2 separate regions of the Mus musculus genome follow, and region 1 is linked to region 2. The links are chromatin loops, found by intact Hi-C in ENCODE. Cell type or tissue: left cerebral cortex. All regions are shown on one strand.

What was found. Hi-C counts contacts between places; a loop is a spot of excess contacts. Peaks named below come from ENCODE experiments on the same cell type or tissue, not always from the same donor. Only the 100,000 strongest peaks of a DNase experiment are listed, where the experiment ranks them.
Region 1: a loop joins it to region 2, with 2.4 times the contacts of the local background. A loop is called at or near these places in 9 of 42 quality-filtered maps.

What each region holds. Positions count from the first base shown.
Region 1 is chr2:133,379,369-133,383,368 of GRCm38, reverse strand. No RefSeq gene overlaps it. Among named protein-coding and RNA genes, the nearest start is that of Gm31851, 48 kb to the left of the region's middle. In left cerebral cortex, a CTCF peak has its summit at 2,168 (motif pointing left); a DNase peak (open chromatin) is centred at 2,158.
Region 2 is chr2:133,547,953-133,551,952 of GRCm38, reverse strand. No RefSeq gene overlaps it. Among named protein-coding and RNA genes, the nearest start is that of Bmp2, 2.2 kb to the left of the region's middle. RefSeq lists a cis regulatory region at 806-816 and a promoter at 1-1,705. In left cerebral cortex, a CTCF peak has its summit at 1,654 (motif pointing left); a DNase peak (open chromatin) is centred at 1,634; H3K4me3 peaks cover 167 bases.

The DNA.
Region 1 (4,000 bases), 170 kb after region 2:
AGACTATGGGGACTTTGGAAGTTGGACTAAATATACTTTTTTATTATGCTACGGTTAGGTATAGTCCTCATAGACTCATGTATTTGAATAAGCCTATGGGGGCCAGGGAGTGGAATGTGATTGATTGTATATGCTTGGCCCAGAGAGTGGCACTATTGGAAAGTGTGGCCCTGTTGGAGCAGGTGTGGCCTTGTTGAAGTAGGTATATCACTGTGGGTGTGGGCTTTTAGACCCTCATCCTAGCTGCCTGAAAGCCAGTATTCTGCTAGCAGCCTTCAGATGAAGATGTAAAGCTTTCAGCTCCTGCTGCACCGTGCCTGCCTGGATGTTGACACATTCCTACCTTGAGGATAACGGACTGAACCTCTGAACCTGTTAGCCACCCCCAATTAAATATTGCCCTTACAAGAGTTGCCTTTTTCATGGTGTCTGTTCATAGCAGTAAAGTACTAAGGCAAATGCTATGTAAGGCAAACCAATACTGTGTGTGTCTTTAGCGAAGAATAGTGAGGTGGAGCAAACCAAACCAATGCTCAGTGCTCATCTCTCACTCTGTGTGGTCATTTTTATACTCCTTCATCACAGATCCTTTCATGTTTGCTATATCAAAACAACCTTTCCCCTGTGTCTGCTTCAGGAAGACATTCTTTCATGTGTTTGCTTATCATCTCACCTGTGTGCCCCAGCAAAACTTCACTTGATATAACTTTCCAAAGAAACTAGAAGTTTCTACTTCACTCCTCTTGTCACTCACTGTCTGTGCACGATGACCTTTTGATGGCCCATGCTGGGTTCTTAAGACAGATAAGACTTGATCTTTATTCTCAAGCAAGGAACAAAGAAGGGACAAAGCTGAAGGACAAACAAGGACAGTGACACAGGACACAAGACAACCATGGAGAAGATGCTGTGAATGTTCACCAGGCAAAGGAAAAAAGGCTTGGAGCAACATTATCCAGGATGAGTGAGTGCTGTCAAGGGCCTCTTCAAGGATATACCAAGAAGTCAGCATGTTCTCAGACTTGGAGAAGTCAGCAGAGGGCAAATGATGAAACTCCTTTATCTAGGTGAGCAAATCTGAACTTGATCTTACAAGCCATTAGGCACCATGAAAGGTTTGTAAATTTGAATGTGACGCCACCCACCCACACCTGGACAGCTTCAGACACCCTAGAAAAATTTCTCCATACCCTTGGTGCACTCACTCTCCCCATTTCAGAATCCTGCCAGCGTGGTTACAGAAAAGGGGGGGGGGGTTGATTCTAATACCAGGGATCCCGAAATTCCTTACTTCACACCAGTCAGACACAGACCAGAAATTCAAGGAGCCTTATCTGGGCTTCTGTTTCCTTCCTTATCAGGGCTCCTGTTTCCTCCACCTGGGATGTGGGAGTTGACTCGACTTCTTGCAGTTTAAGGTGAGTTGGGTCATCAGACCCAGTGTTCCATTTGCTTTGACTCCTTACATGCACCATGTTTTCCTAAATGAGAATTCTTTGGCTGTGGGGAAAGAAATGGATACTTTTGCAAAATAAAAGTGTTGGCTGGCCCAGTCCACAGTCAGGTGGGGTGCCTACCAAGGGGCTGGCTGCTAGCTCAATCCACCATTAATTCTTCAGTGTGTGTCTTCTATCAAGGGCCTGAAAGCTACACGTGGATAGATAATGAGGTTATGCTTGAAATTATTAAACAACAGACTTGGTGGGTCTTGGAAAATGTGCCAAGAGTCACTGTGCCACTGATTGAGCAACTGCCACAACCAAGCCACCTACAGCTCTTGCTGTGACAACTTGCCTTCCTGCCTCTTGTCACAACAGAAGCCCGAAGCTAGTTGTCCTGTTACAACTTCTGGGCTCTAGGTCCAAGGCAAAAAGGAGACTGGAGTTAACGCCATGCCCAGGGCTGAAGGATCATGTGACCTGGGTATCCTTTCACTATGGATGGTGGTTATTTTTATCTGTAATCCAAAAGTTCAAGAGAACTGGATGACCATGCTTGAGCAAAAAAGACATGCGCCTTGGCACTGCCAAGCATTTCTTTCCTCCTTTCATGACCACCCGGACTGCAAAACTAACACAAGGTTTGTAGGGAGAGCTGCTGGGCCCAGGCCTCCAACAGGGAAAAGTGCTACTGGGAAACAAAATTGAATACTGCCATCTGCTGGGAGGAAATGGCACACAGGGAAGATGCTCCCTTGGCAGGGCAGAAAGAGATGAAATAGGAAGAAGCAAAAATCATGGGGTCTGCTGGACTGCTAAGGAAAAAAATCCAAGTGAAGCTTGCGGTGGTGTAGCAGAAGCATAGGGTGTTATGGGTAAATGTAAATACTCCTTCGCCTGCTCTCTGATTCTAGTCTCCATTTCAAGGCAAGAAGCAGAAACCCAGGAGACATCAGTGTGCTTGCTGTGCAACACCAGCTTACCATTTGCCCAATTCTTAGTGAATTGTTTTATATTACATTTCTGCATAAGAGCCAAACGCAGAGACTTCTGAATGCATATTGCTTAGTTACTTGGGAATCTATGCATTGGCTGATCTATAGGATGTATTTACGCAACATTCCAATTTGCCTCAGAGATATTGAAGGGATAAATGAGAACGTGGACCCTGGTGTCAGAATGACAAATGGGTGAGTCACATGGAAAAGGGATGGCACCCAGAAAGTCGGAGTTGGGAGGACAAGGCAAGATATGAAGAACTGTGTACACAAAACTCTCTTCAAGAGCAGTCACTGGAAGATCTGTCCATCTCCACAGATTTTTTGTTCTTTGATTAGTACTAGTGGATTGGACTAATGCCAGAATGGCTGCACTCTCACCAAATGAAAGAAGCCAGAAAACTCCATTGCATGAATGTTTGATACAAGAGTAGCTTCTGACCTTTTCATCCTCCAGCACACTACTGAACTCGCTGGAGCCATCTTCATCTCCATGCCTGGACCATAGCACCACTCTCTTACCCTGCTCCCCTGTGTTTACTTGGGGGATACCTAGCAATCTCAGACCCTGTCCTTTGCCTGATTTTTACTCATTTCTTGGTACATTAACCTTCCACTTCTTCGATTTCTAACGAGACCAGCCCTCACAATAGGACTTTCACGTTGGCTATGCCTTTCTGGATAATTCTTTAGCTAGATGATCACAGGGAAACACAATTCACCCTCCAGACTTCCCTAAAATGTCAGCCTCATGTTAAGCCCACCCACATTTACACTTACAAACTTAAGAGCTCTGTTGCGTTTCTACATTTTTATGGTATGTGTCCCTTTAAACATAGTCTACAATTGCTGTTTATTCTCCCGGGGATTCTGTCCCACACTCCAGAGCTAAATGAGGAAACCTGAATGGAATCCTGTGAGAGAGTGAGTGGCCTTCTCATCCTCTGAAGACGAAGCAGACAATTAGTACATGGGTCCTTTCTCCCTTAAGATCCTGTTTGTTGGTCAGAGCATGTTTGGGGAGGAGAAGTAAAAGACCTAAGATTCCAGGTTGGACCCACCTGTGGAAGGCACAGATTTATAAAGTTTATAATAATTGCATATATCTGTGATGGTCAGGGTGGATTCTGACACTTCCACACAATGCTCAAAGATCACGCCAGAGAGATTATATCCACTGCCACAAACCTTTATCAGCTCTTCATATTGTGAGATACCAAAAGATTCTTCAGTGGCTGTTTTGAGATACATCCTAATTTGTAACTAATTGTAACCACTCTCCTTTGCCATAGCGTTTGATTTGACCCAGCACAAATATCTTTGGTAGGAAGACAGTAGGAACCAGGAAACCCTTTAATTATTTGGTGCAATGGCCTCTACCATTGGTTGACTCTTGAGACTTGATTCTGCCATTTCTCCAACAACGCATCTTCAGAGCCAAGTGCTGACCCCTTGCAGAATCTCATGCTCCACTGAGACTTTACCTCCAACATCTCTAATTTCAGGCTCCCATGTCCAAGTAGTCATGCATGCATCTTTTTCCCAGTTTTTTTTTTTTTTCTA
Region 2 (4,000 bases):
CAAATCCAGAGTCCACTGGCCTCTGAGTTCCCTCATTGGGCCAATATTCAACTTGAGTTTGAAGTTTTTAGGTAAGAGCACATTAAAAAGAAGAACAGAACTTACAAGTTATTAGACATTTTGGCAAAAATGTGAGCAAACGCTTCTGTTTTGAATGGTGAGAAGAAAATGTCGAGAAATAGCCGATACACATCTGAGTGCATTATTACATTTTATAAATATTCATACATTTATATTCAAATAAATGAATCTAATAAAAAGATGCATATATTTTATATGTATTTATTTATGTAAATTATAAAAATACGGGTACAGGTTTCTGAACATAGATACACACTTGTAAAGTGGACATCCCTTCTAGTGATGTGTGTGTGTGTGTGTGTGTGTGTGTGTGTGTGTCCATGTGAGGGGACAATGAGAGTTAATAGAAATTCTCTTTATAGAAGCGATCACTTCGATACTTGTGATATTTATCTTCCCTTCCACACCCACCTACTCCAGAGTCAGGTAACAAGACAATTCCGGTTTGAGACCTTTGAATTTTCTGCCTGGTCCTCTCTCTCCACTGGGTCTCCAGCAGTAAGGCTCTGGCTGTGGCCAAGCCAGTTTTCTTCCTCAGCTGGAAATGTCCCCAAAGCTGCTGAGCCAGGATTCTTTTTTGAAATCTTTCCATTTCTCCCTACATTCAGGAGCCTTCATAGTACCACCACTGGCTACCCACAGGACCCCCAAAACTATGGGCTGAGCATTCCTGTAGAAGACCAGAGTGAATAACGTTACGTTGTGAACCAGATCTTTCCAGTTTGCAAAGCAAAGACCGAGAAAGACCAGAAGCAGGGGCTTTAATGATTTTTTTACCCACGTGTGCTAGCTTTTCAGTCGGGGAGCTAAAATAACTCTAGGTTCGTTCACCTAAATCGGATTAGCAACCCACAGAGGGAAATTAGGCCCTGGCTGTTTCTAGAGCTGTAGAGGTCAAATAAGGTATTTTTGAAGGAAGGCTGTCTACAAGGGAAATTAAAGGAGAGGAAGGGATAGATCCAGCAATTTGCGATCAGCTACTGTATTCCTTTTTAAAACGTGTTGCAGAAGTTGTCACTCTGAATCATGAGACACCAAACAAGGCGGCAATAAAACACTCCACTCAGACGTGTAAGTGTGTAAGTCAAAAGGGCTGATCGCCTCTGAAGCCATTTCCTTCCCTATCAAGTTTAATTGAGAAGTTAACCATTGCTTCTGTCATCGCGGAGGCGGAAGGAGCAAAGCAAGAAACTCCGAACCTATATGAGATTTAAATGAGAAAGTTGCCTTTAATGAGGAAGAGAAAGCTGACAGCTGTTGGACCAACCCCAAGAAAAGATGAAAATGAAACCTTTGGTGATGACATCAACAATGCCTTGCAGCTTTGGGCCTCTGGAACACCAGAAGAGAGAGTTTGGCCGTTTAGGATATCCTTAGTAATCAAGTCTCTGAGGTAAAATGGATGCCTCTGGACAGTTACTCCACCTTGGTGGTGCCTGCTGGCTTCTTTTTTGTAGCCCAGAGAGGTGCTGCTAAAAAGCCTTTCCCAGGAACTTTCCTCAAGTTTGGCCCAATTTCTCTGAAGAGCACTCGACTGTTGTTTTTTTAGAGATGGCTGCCCTCTTGTGGTGGAAATGAGTGTAAACGCATGGGACCTAGAAGTGAATCCAGTTTAAATGAATTCTCTGTTCTTTGGAATACAGTGTAGATGGTCATGTTCAGTCCATTTTTCATGCAATTGAAATTGTAGAGAAGAAACAAATACAGAGACTTATTGCTTTTTACACTCTATGCTGGTGGCCTCCTCCCACCCACAACAAATAATGTGTGGTTACTTAATACTTTGAGGGGGTACTATCTGTCTTCTCTGAAAATGTACAGTGCTTGCGGACTTGCTCGATCTTACCATTAACAAAGTTTTTCTCAGTATCTGCCAGTTCAGAAGGCGAGAGTAGCTCTGGAGTAGCTCTGAATTTATCCTATTTAGCGTCTCTGTTAACAAATATGTAAGGGGTTTCCAGTGGCCAGGCAGTCCTGGGGCAAGCTAAGGTGAGAATTACAAGTCTGATCTTTGTAAGAAGGTCCAGACACAATGTATCAGAACACAGTCTACTGGTTAGGACTCTACATAAAGGAGGCTGCTGCTATTCTATTCTAGTCCGTTTTTTGCCAGGTTTTCAGGAGATATCGGAAATCCTCATTTGTGTGTGGACATGACCTGGGATGAAATTAAGTACTTAAAGAGTCATACTTTGGCAACTTTTCCTTGAGCAGTTCAGCCCAGATAATGTTTAATTTTATTGCATCCTGCAGCTATTAGCATTCAGCATTGTTCCTACTAGGTGGACCATTATGCAAATTCACATGAAAATAATGATCCCCATGTATTGTAAAGGTCACAGCAGGCGTGACATGATCCATCTACCTTGTAATTGTCATTCCATTGTAACCTGTGGCAACTCCCCTGAGAAACCTCTTAGCCTGTGCATCATTTGCTGCTGATGCGACACCCAACCCTGGCTCTCCTCACTCCTGATTCTTTCCTAGGGACCAGAAGCTACAGCCGAGAGTAGCATTTGCTCTACCTAGGGCTCACCTAGTCAGTGTTGGATTAGCCACAGTAAGAATGATGGGTGGAGTGATTTGTAGGCCAAACTAGGCCAGGTTGGCCAAGTCACATTGTTTTAGACAGCCATCAAATCTTGTTTAATTACCATATAGCAATATACTTGCATATGTGACCAATGATATTAAAATGTTTTGCTATTGTATTAGGTTGGAAGAGGGAAAGGGGGTAGTTACAATCTCTTAAGATAAAAGAAGTAATGTTTTTTAAAAAGGAGTCAACCTCAGTATTAATGTTTTTACAAGGTAGCTATGGAGTCAGAGTTTTCACCCAAAGCCTCTGTATTGAAAAACCCCTCCCATCTAAGTGTTATAGGTATACTTTTGGAGATGTGACTGGATCATAGGGACCAGTGTATTTATCTATTGACAAATTTCAATTTGGAAAGCTTTATGGGCAGTGACATAAGTGTTAGGGAATGGGGACAGGTTGATGGAAGTAGTCACTGGAGACAGGCTTTCAAAGTTTCTGCCTGTCTCTTCCTGGGGTCCAGCCTGTCACTTCCTGGTTTTTATCCTATTGTCTCTTCCTGGTTTTCATCCTGTTTCCCTGTCCTGGGTTCCTTCCTGTTGCTCTCTTGCTTCCTGACCACCATAAAGCAAGAGGCCTTCTCTCCCATGTGTCTCTCCTCCATGTTCTTCCTCACTGCAGGTCCAAAGAAAATAAATGGAGCCATACACCGTAGACTGAAACTCCTGAAAACATGAGGCAAAAGAAATATTTCTTCTTCTCAAACTGTTTTAGGTATTTGTTTCATTGTTTCAGAACTAAAAGCAAAAGCAAACAACAACAACAATAAAAGCAAACTGACTAATACTACCCAGTCTATAAATCTTTACTGAGGATCTATGAACTTCACAACACTATGTTACTTGGATCCGGTGCATAAAGACACATAAGCTCTGCACATCCTTTATTTAGGAGCCTGTGGAAGAAGTATGATATGTTCAGAGGTAAAGAAATATAAAGCATAAGACATATGACAAGGACACTTCAGGAGAGCAAAGAGTTGCTGAGGGACTAATGGGAAGCAATGTGAAATTAGTAAGCTTATAGCAAGGACAGGGTTGCAGATTGGATGTGAACTCTCCCCTGAGGGCTCCCTATCTGGTGGTGTTATTCCAGGAGGTGGTATTATAAGAACATAAGAGGTAGAGCCTTGATGGAGCAAGTAGGTCACTAGGGCAGTGGGTCTTAAGCTTTTACATCCAGATTCCCAACTGATCTGTGTTCCCTGCTCTGCTGAGATGTGGTCCTACCCATTTTGGTCCTCTACCAGCACAACTTCACTAAGACATACTGCCTTCTAGTGTGAGAGCCTTAAGTTGATTCTTGTCAGGTACTTCATCACAG